Regions from separate parts of the Homo sapiens genome. Here region 1 is linked to region 2. A link is an interaction called in ENCODE POLR2A ChIA-PET data of the cell type or tissue named here. Cell type or tissue: OCI-LY7. All regions are shown on one strand.

Region 1 (5,000 bases), 270 kb before region 2:
GGCAAGAGAGAGGCAGACAGAAGTCAGGTGAGTTCCCTGCTGGTTCTTGGCCTTCTTCCCTTCACTCCAGGGCCCTCCAGCCTACCCACTCCCAAGTACCTGGAAGAAGCTCTCCACGTGTTCCCTTGGGGCCTCCTCCCGGAGTGCAGGGTACGTGTACTTGCCCATCATGTCATAGATGGACTTCATGATGTCAAGCATTTCCTGTTAGGCCAAGAGAGAAGAGGATCCTTCCTCAGAGCCTCCAGCCTCCCTTGATCCCTTGCTTGTGGGCATATGTGGGTCATATTTCCCTCCCATCACCCTCTGCACGCCACCCCCATCACCGCCACAGACCCCCAGCCCTTCAGTTGCCCTGCACCTCCTTGGTGATGCAGCCGTCCTTGTTAAGGTCATACAGGTTGAAGGCCCAATTAAGCCTGTCATCTACAGTTCCCCGAAGAATCACGGACAAACCAGCCACAAAGTCCTGGGAAGGAGGCAGGAGGGAGCTGTGTCCTCGGGTACTCTTCACCCAACTCCTTCTCTGGGTTTGGCCTGGAGATCCTGGCCCTGAACTCCAGGAAACAGGCTTCCCTGGCCCACCTCGCCCAGCTCACCTCAAAACTGACCGAGCCATCATGGTTGGTGTCAAAGGCATTGAAGAGAAAAGTGGCATAGGTGCTGGAGTCTGCAGGGTGAGTGTGGAGAAGTTGGCTTCCACACAGGAGAGGACTTCCTCCCTCTAAGGAGCTCCCCATACCCCCCATCACCTTGGCATTCCCAGCTCCTCCAGAATCCCTCCCTCCCTCAGCCTAGAGAAGGACAACTGCTTCCCCTTGGGCCTTGTCCCCTCACCTCCTTGAGGAAAGAACTGGGAGTAAATCTGCTTGAAGTTCTCCTCATTGACAATTCCGCTGGGACATTCCTGGAAGGAGAGGGCACCAGGCTGAGGGCAGAGACAAAATCCCCTTCCGTTCACCGCCCCCACCCTCCATGGCCCAAGACTCCCAGGGAGGGGGATAATCTTCAAGCCTCCAGAGGACTCACCACGTGGCTCATGTGATGGGAGGGAAGACTTCTTTCCCAGTGCACAAATAAAAAACATGGAACGAAACTGACAGTCTACAGGCGCCACTTCCGTTCTGGCCCCGCCCCAGAACCTCCAGCTAGAAGTTCAGTCTCAGGGCCTTGCCTCCCTTCCGCCCACACCTCAAGCATCCAAGCCATGCTTTCTGGGAAGCTGTGGACCGGCTTGGGTCCTCCTGTCCCACCCTCGCTGAGTTTGGCCTCGCCTTGCACTCACGTTCTTGAAGCCCCGGTACAGGACCTGCAACTCCTTGCGCGTGAATTTGGTTTGCTCCTGCAGCTGCTCCAGACCCTCAGGCCGGTGACACACGGTGGACAATTCAAATTCATCGTCCACGCTGTCTGCGGGAGCGGTGAGGACAGCCGCGCCTCAGGCCCAGCCTCCGCGACCCCTCTTCAAATCACTGCCCCATTCACCCCCTCCCCGCCCCCCGGTCCCATCCGATGCCGGAGACCAGGCTGCCAGTTCCCTGGGCCCCGAGCCAAGGACACTGAGGTAAGGAGAAAAGATGATGGCCATCTTCGAGGTCTATCAGCGGGCCAAGGCCTGGCCTGGCCCCAGAGCCAGGGATCCGACTCAGTGCTCGCCCCGCGGCCCTCGATCCCTCGTTGGAGGGGAAGGCCCCCAGCCGCATCTTCGTTTTAGAAAGGGAGGAGTGGGAAAAGCCAGTTCAAGAGGGGGCGTCTGAGGGTCAGAGCTCCGGGCCTTCGGGGACCAACTCAGATCCGCCCAGCCCCAGCCTTGCCCCGCCCAAACCCTCCCCTCGTCCCACCCAGCCCCTCCCCTCGCCCCGCCCAGCCCCATCTATCCCAGCCATGCCTGAGCCATGCCCCGCCCAGCTCAGCCAACCTCCATCCAGACCCCACCCCCGGCCCCATCTCAATCCTGCCCCGCCCCCAACGTCCAGCCCCCAGGCAAGTGCCCCCCACCCCAAGATGGCAAAGCCGCCCTGCCCCGCCCCGCCCCCACCAGGAGCGTAAGTCACCTGGGTCCAGCAGGCGGGGTCTGTGGGGGCGGAGGGAGGCTGGGGCGGCTAATGCTGAAGGGAGCGAACTGTCACCGAGAAAGCGGAAGACCCGGCCAACTGCAGACACACACCTGGCCCCTCACACTCAGAGCAAACCTCACAACCCAGCCCGTGCAAAGGCACACCCAACCAGCACAGACACACACGAAACGGACCCCATGCACACAAGCTTGCGGGACTCACGCCTGTCCTTTTCCGAATCCACCCCCGTGTGGGACCCATCTAAGTCCAACACAACAGCATGCTCAAATAACTACAAAGCGGGCCTTTATGGTTTGCAAAATGCAGTATGATCCTATGAGGTGGGCAAGGCCCAACTGAGGAAATGGAGACCTAGAGACAAAGCGAGGTCACTCAACTGGAGATCACTCAGCAGGGGACCAGGCTGGCACAGAAAACCCAAATACCCTGGCGTCTGGAGGAGGGCAGGCGCCATCCTCTACACCTGTCACCATCCTGTCGGGGCATAGGCAACACACATCAGGGGTCCAAAACACGGTGGGGAAGGGGGCGGCCGCACGGAGTTGAAGACACTAACCCAGCTAAGCCACATACAGACCCTCACGGCCGCCTGGTCTACACAGGCCGCCACAGCTACACAGGCTCAGGCCTCAGCCTGGTCACAATGGTCACACCCACACTCTCGGGTCCCACAGTTTTGCGGGAGCGGTGACACACACCCGCTCCCAACTGACCACGCCCACACACGCTGGCTTCAGCCGCACACGCACACAGTAGCCACGCCCCCTTATGCTCCAGCCTTGCCAGCACCCGCCCTCGCCACGCTGGTCACGCCCACACACACACACACACACACACACACACGCACGCAGGCCTGGGGCACGCCCCTCCCCCACACGCAGGCGTGCGGCACGCCTCCCCATACACACACACACGCGCGCGGGCCTGGGGCACGCCCTCCACACACATGCAGGGGTAGGGCACGCCCCCCCACACACACACGCCGGCCTGGGGCACGCTCGCGCGCACATGCACACACATACACACGCACAGGCCTGGGGCAGGCCCCACCCCCACACACGCAGGCCTGGGGCACGCCCCCCCACACATGCAGGCCTGGAGCATGCGCACACTCGCAGGCCTGGGGCACACGCGCACACACTCATGCACAGACACGCACGCACACATCGAGCCCCGCCCCCGGAAGCACATGAGAGGCACTTGCTTTCACTGACTGAGGGCAGGGCTTGGGGCCCGCAGCACGGCAGCAGCTTGAGGAATCGCTGCTTCAGCGCTTTTTTAGTGGGCCCTGGAGGGTGGCCTGGGAAGAGAGAAGACCCCAGGAAGGCACATTAACTCCCATTGTCCCTCTGTTCCCTGTCCCCTCCCCGCCAGTCACAAATCAACCCCATCTGGGGACCGGGCTGGGGGAGGAATTAAGGGGAGGAAAGGAATGGCAAGGGTGGTTGGAATCGGGTTAGGGGAGCCCAGTGAGTCCATAGAGGTGAGGCTCAGGCACTTGGTTTAATGGGACGTGGCCGGTGACAGCGAGGCGGCAAGGATGAGGTGGCAGTGGCCTCAGTGTCTTTGCTGACCTAGTACCCTTGGCTCAAGTGCCATGGCTGGACCTCTCAGGATGATGTCCAACCCAAGGATTGCCTGGGTAAGAACACCTCTCTCATACACACACCTACAGTGACAGGCGTGTATAGTGACATGTAGAACAATACATCACAGTGATGGGTGCCAGTGACAGCTTGATATCCAGTAACTCACACCTGATGGCGTAATATGCATGCTCACACACACACACACAATGACCTGCTAACTCCTTAACACAAACATATACAAATGTGACCTAAGTAAAACAGGATGCATACACATGGAGACCCATATAGGCCATCTCACACACAGCATGATCAAACCACACAAGAACACACAATGCCTCTGGGACATCATGACATGTGAGTCTACAAAGAACACTATGACATTGTGACCTTATAACATTATGAGACATATCAAGGTTGTCATGACACATATCCATATCATACTGTGACCTGGGTCCCCATGGCACCCAGATATCTAAGGCTGTACCTCAATACCTCACCCACAGAGGCTTCATTTTTCCTGGGTACACCCACTTTTCTTTCCTGTAACCCCTCCTCATTCCAAGGTGCCCAGAATCTTTCTGCCAAAGGGCAGGGTTCCTCATCAGCTAACTCATCTACCCTAAACTGTGGCCCCTTCACAGTCTCTTCCAGTATGGCTTGCTCTTTGAGGGTGAAATAATAGTAAACTTTGTGGCAATAAGAGATCTTGGAGGCGAGTATTCTGGTGTATTGTGGGGCTATCCATGGCCCACTGATCATGGCTCCCCTTCCCCTCTTCTCCCTTATTTCTGCACATGCTCTACAGCTCTAATTGCACCCCCAGAGGACCCTCAGTGTTACTGTGTGTGTGTGTGTGTGTGTGTGTGTGTGTGTGTGTGTGTGTGTCTGTGTCTCCCAGCTGCACTGCATCCAGATTCCTGGATCAGATCCCACTGGATCTGACACAGTGACTAAAGTTGGCCTCAGTCCATTCCTGGAGGGGTCCAACTTCCTTTAGTTAAAGGTTACTCCCCCTCCATATACCCCACCCTCCCAATCCAGGCTTCACCCTCCAGATCAGGCCCTGTTCTCAGGAGGTGACTGGGTGAGTAACCACCTCCTCTCCTTCAACACATCCTTACCTCCCTCCCACCCCAGGAGCCATGGAGAGGTGGGAGGGAGGCAGTGGGCCAGGCAGGGGGATCGATGGCATTCCTGGCCTCTGGCCCAGGGCTCCATTAGCCTGGACTCTAGTTTCCCAAAGCTGGATTGCGCCTGGGGCCTCCAATGGTGTAGTTGCCCGACTCGGGGGTGGCTCTCCTGCCCCCCACCCCAGCCCCCTACCTGCTTCTAA
Region 2 (5,000 bases):
CAAACACAGTGAAACCCCGTCTCTACTAAAAATACAAAAAATTAGCCGGCCGTGGTGGTGGATGCCTGTAGTCCCAGCTACTAGGGAGGCTGAGGCAAGAGAATGGCGTGAACCCGGGAGGCGGAGCTTGCAGTGAGCCGAGATCGCGCCACTGCACTCCAGCCTGGGCGACAGCAAGACTCTGTCTCAAAAAAAAAAAAAAAAAAAAAAAAAAAAAAAAAAAGAAAGGATAACTAAAATGTAGTATATCCATATAATGTAATATTATTGAGCAATAAAAAAATTAAGCCAGGTGCAGTGACATGTGCCAGGAGTTTGAGTCCAGCCTAGGCAACATAGTGAGACCTTGCCCCTTAAAAAAAAAAAAAAAAAGAAAAAAGAAAAGAAATACTGGTACTTGCTACAAAATGGATGAGTCTTGAAAACCTCATGCTAAGAGATAGAGGCCAGTCACAAAAGGTCATATATTGTATGATTCCATGTATATGAAATGTCTTATAGACATAGATTAACGATTACCTAGGGCTGAGAGAGTGGGGAAAATGTGGAATGACTGCCAACGGATACAGGTGTTCTTTCGGAAGTGATGAAAATGTTTTAAAATCAATTGTGGTGATGGTTGCACAACATTATGAATACGCTAAAAGCTGCTGAATTGTATACTTTATTTATCTATTTATTTATTGACAAGGTCTCACTCTGTTGCCCAGGCTGGAGTGCATTTGCCTGATCTTGGCTCACTGCAACCTTGACCTCCTGGGCTCAAGGCATCCTCCCACCTCAGCCTCTAGAGTAGCTGATTACTACATGCTTGTCTAATAGTTGTATTTTTTTGTAGAGACAGGGTCTTATTATGTTGCCCAGGCTGGCCCCCAGCTCCTGGACTCAAGTGATCCTACCACCTCAGACTCCCCAAAGTACTGGGATTACAGGCGTGAGCTGCCTGGCCCAGCTGAATTGTCATTTTCATTTTACTTTTTTGAGATGGAGTCTCACTCTGTCACTGAGGCTGGAGTGCAGTGGCACCGTGTCAGCTCACTATAACCTCCATCTCCTGGGTTCAAGCAATTCTCGTGCCTCAGCCTCCCGAGTGGCTGGGATTACAGGCACCTACCACCATGCCCAGCTAGTGCTTTTTTTGAGACAGAGTCTCGCTCTATCCAGGCTGGAGTGCAGTGGCGCCATCTCGGCTCACTGCAAGCTCCGCCTCCCCAGTTCACGCCATTCTCCTGTGTCAGCCTCCCGAGTAGCTGGGACTACAGGCGCCCACCACCACGCCCGGCTAATTTTTTGTATTTTTAGTAGAGACGGGGTTTCACTGTGTTAGCCAGGATGGTCTCGATCTGCTGACCTCGTGATCTGCCCGTCTCAGCCTCCCAAAGTGCTGGGATTACAGGCATGAGCCACCACGCCCGGCCATGCCCGGCTAGTTTTTATATTTTTAGTAGAGGTGGGGTTTCACCATGTTGTCCAGGCTGGTCTCGAACTCCTGACCTCAGGTAATCCACCCACCTCAGCCTCCCAAAGTGCTGGGATTACAGGGGTGAGCCACTGCGCCCAGCTGTCATTTTTATTTTTATTTGTTTTGTTTTTGAGACAGATTCTCACACCGTTGCTCAGGCTGAAGTGCAGTGGCACAATCTCAGCTCACTGCAACCTCTGTCCCGGGTTCAAGCGATCTCCAGTCTCAGCCCCCAAGTAGCTGGGATTACAAGCGCCTGCCACCATGTCCGGCTAATTTTTGTATTTTTTGTTGTTATTGTTGAGATGGAGTCTCGCTCTGTTGCCCAGGCTGGAGTGCAGTAACGTGATCTCAGCTCACCGCAACCTCTGCCTCCTGGGTTCAAGCGATTCTCCTGCCTCAGCCTCCCGAGTAGCTGGGATTACAGGTGTGTACCACCATGCCCAGCTATTTTTTTCTATTTTTACTAGAGACGGGGTTTCATCATATTGGCCAGGTTGGTCTTGAACTCCTGACCTCACGTGATCCGCCTGCCTCAGCCCCTCAAAAGGCTGGGACGACAGGCATGACCCACCATGCCTGGCTCCCATTTATTTATTGAGGGGCCTTTTAAAAAACAAAACAAAACCTATTTTGCATAAATTAATTATACAAAAATTATTTATTTATTTATTTTTAGGATCAGAGTCTTGCTATGCTGCCCAGGCTGGGCTCAAACTCCGAAGCTTTTTTTTCTTTTTCTTTTTTTGAGATAGAGTCTCGCTCTCACCCAGGCTGGAGTGCAGTGGCGCAATCTTGGCTCACTGCAAGCTCCGCCTCCCAGGTTCATGCCATTCTCCTGCCTCAGCCTCCTGAGTAGCTGGGACTACAGGCGCCCGCCACCGTGCCCGGCTAATTTTTTATATTTTTTAGTAGAGAAGGGGTTTCACCGTGTTAGCTAGGATAGTCTCGATCTTCTGACCTTGTGATCCGCCCGCCTCGTCCTCCCAAAGTGCTGGGATTACAGGTGTGAGCCACTGCGCCCGGCCTCAAACTCCGAAGCTTTATAAAGGGATCCTCCTGCCTCACCCTCCCCAGTAGCTTGGACTACAGGTGTCCCACACTGCACCCTACTTATACAAAAACATTTTAACTCTTTATCATATTTGCTGCAAATATATTTCTCAGCATATTGCTTTCTTGTTTGTTCTCTTTAGAGGTTTGGTTTCGTTTTTACTTATACATATATACACCAAAGTTGTAAATTTGTATGTAGTCAAACTGGTCATTCTTTCCTTTTTTTTTTTTTAATTGGGATAAAATTTACTCTCTTCCTTTTTGATTTCTTCTATAGTATTTAAGCTTGCAAGTTTATCACCCACACACATATTCCTACAAGGCTGATGAATACTATTTAATCTCATTTTCTTCTAACTTTATTTACTTACATTTAATTCTTTAATCTTGTTTTTCTTTTTTTTTTTTTTTCTTTTTTGATGGAGTCTTCTCTGTCACCCAGGCTGGAGTGCAGTGGCACTATCTCAGCTTACTACAACCTCAGCCTCCCAGGTCAAGCAATTCTCCTGCCTCAGCCTCCCGTAGCTGGGATTACAGGTACCTGCTACCACACCTGGCTAGTTTTTTTTTGTATTTTTAGTAGAGACAGGGTTTCACCATGTTGGCCAGGCTTGAACTCCTGACCTCAGGTTTTGAACTGCTGACCTCAGGTGATCCACCCACCTCGGCCTCCCAAAGTGCTGGGATTACAGGCGTGAGCCACCACACCCGGACTAATTCTTTAATCTTGTATTTGTTTTATTTTATAAGTTAGGATCTTTTTGTGTGGTTTGGTTTGGGTTTTCTACATTACTAGCAGCATGGACCTCATAGCCTCCTAATTAGTTTCCCCTCTCCAGTTCTACACACCACATCAAACTAACCTTATTTAAAAAAAATAAAAAAATTTAAAAAATAACAGATCTGAGTAGGTCACTTCTCTGTTGAAAAACTTTTGGTGGTTTTCCACTCTCTATAAAATTAAGTCTAAACTTCATTGGCCAGGCTGGTCTTGAACTCCTGACCTCAGGTGATCCACCCGCCTCGGCCTCCGAAAGTGCTGGGAGTACAGGTGTGAGCCACCACACCCGGCCCTTTCTCTCTTTTCTGGAAGGCAGGGACCAGCTCTTAAACATGACCTGCATTAGATCCTTTGGTGACAACCCATTACATTTGGATGAAATTCAAAATCCTTGCTGGCTCTGTGACCTTGGGCAAGCTGCTTGACCTCTCTGTTCCTTAGTTTCCTCCTAGGTAAATAAAATGGGAGACAGCTGGGCGTAGTAGTGCATGCCTTTAGTCCTAGCTATTTGAACGGCTGAGGCGTGAGAATCCTTTGAACCCAGGAGTTCATGGCTGAGATGAGATATGATAGCATCATTGCACTCCAGCCTGGGTGACAGTGAGACCCTGTCTCACAAAATATATAAATAAAAATAAAAAATAGGCCAGGCTAGCGGCCAGGTGCGGTGGCTCACGCCTGTAATCCCAGCACTTTGGGAGGCCGAGGCAGGCGGATCATGAGGTCAGGAGATTGAGACCATCCTGGCTAACACGGTGAAACCCCGTCTCTACTAAAAATACAAAGAAAAATTAGCCAGGTGTGGTGGTGGGCGCTTGTAGTCCCAGCTACTCGGGAGGCTGAGGCAGGAGAATGGCGTGAACCTGGGAGGTGGAGCTTGCAGTGAGCCAAGATCGCGCCACTGCAGCCCAGCCTGGGCGACAGAGTGAGACTCTGAATCAAAATAAATAAATAAATAAATAAAATAATAAAAAATAAATAAAAATAAAGATAAATAAAATGGGAGCTAATTGGTCCTCCATATATATGTTCAGGTTCTGCATTTGTGGATTCAACTGACCACGGATGGAAAATATTCCAAAAATATGATGTCAACATCATTATAGAAAAAGATAAGAAAAAAAAATTCCCCCTAAAAGGATGGTTGCATCTGCACTGAACATGTACAGAGATTTTTCCTTGTCATTATTCTCTAAACAACACAATATAACAATTATTTATATAGCATTTACATTGTATTAAGTATTATAAGTAATCTTGAGATGATTTAAAGTATATGGGAGAATATGCATAGGTCATATGCAAAGACTATACCATCTTATATAAGGGACTTAAGCATCCGTGGGTTTTGATATCCATTCTGGAACCAATTCCCCCAGTACCTACATCATACAGTATGGTCAGGTTTTTTTTTGTTTGTTGTTGTTGTTGTTTTGAGACAGAGTCTTGCTGTGTCGCCCAGGCTGGAGTGCAGTGGCACGATCTCCGCTCACTGCAACCTCTGCCTCCCGGGTTCAAGCGATTCTCCTGCCTCAGCCTCCCAAGTAGCTGGGACTACAGGCGCCCGCCACCACGCCCGGCTAATTTTTGTATTTTTAGTAGAGACAGGGTTTCACTATGTTGGCCAGGCTGGTCTTGAACTCCTGACCTGGTGATCTGCCTGCCTCAGCCTCCCAAAGTGCTGGGATTACAGGCGTGCGC

The links. Peaks named below come from ENCODE experiments on the same cell type or tissue, not always from the same donor. Only the 100,000 strongest peaks of a DNase experiment are listed, where the experiment ranks them.
Region 1: POLR2A ChIA-PET joins it to region 2 with 11 read pairs; 8 of 35 experiments call an interaction of 5 or more read pairs at or near these places.

Annotation. Positions count from the first base shown.
Region 1 is chr10:101,827,790-101,832,789 of GRCh38, forward strand. It overlaps KCNIP2 (potassium voltage-gated channel interacting protein 2), which reads right to left. Exons shown (of 10, transcript NM_173191.3): 2 at 3,283-3,378; 3 at 2,055-2,108; 4 at 1,286-1,410; 5 at 838-907; 6 at 600-670; 7 at 362-469; 8 at 100-204. It overlaps KCNIP2-AS1 (KCNIP2 antisense RNA 1), which reads left to right. Exons shown (of 3, transcript NR_045118.1): 2 at 71-150; 3 at 392-1,100. Among named protein-coding and RNA genes, the nearest start is that of KCNIP2-AS1, 11 kb to the left of the region's middle. RefSeq lists enhancers at 1-996, 3,051-3,567 and silencers at 1,776-1,825, 1,946-2,045, 2,836-2,915. In OCI-LY7, no CTCF peak of the experiment used is centred here; DNase peaks (open chromatin) are centred at 2,002, 2,842 and 3,242; H3K4me3 peaks cover 2,272 bases; H3K27ac peaks cover 2,294 bases.
Region 2 is chr10:102,092,931-102,097,930 of GRCh38, forward strand. No RefSeq gene overlaps it. Among named protein-coding and RNA genes, the nearest start is that of LDB1, 25 kb to the right of the region's middle. In OCI-LY7, no CTCF peak of the experiment used is centred here; no DNase peak of the experiment used is centred here.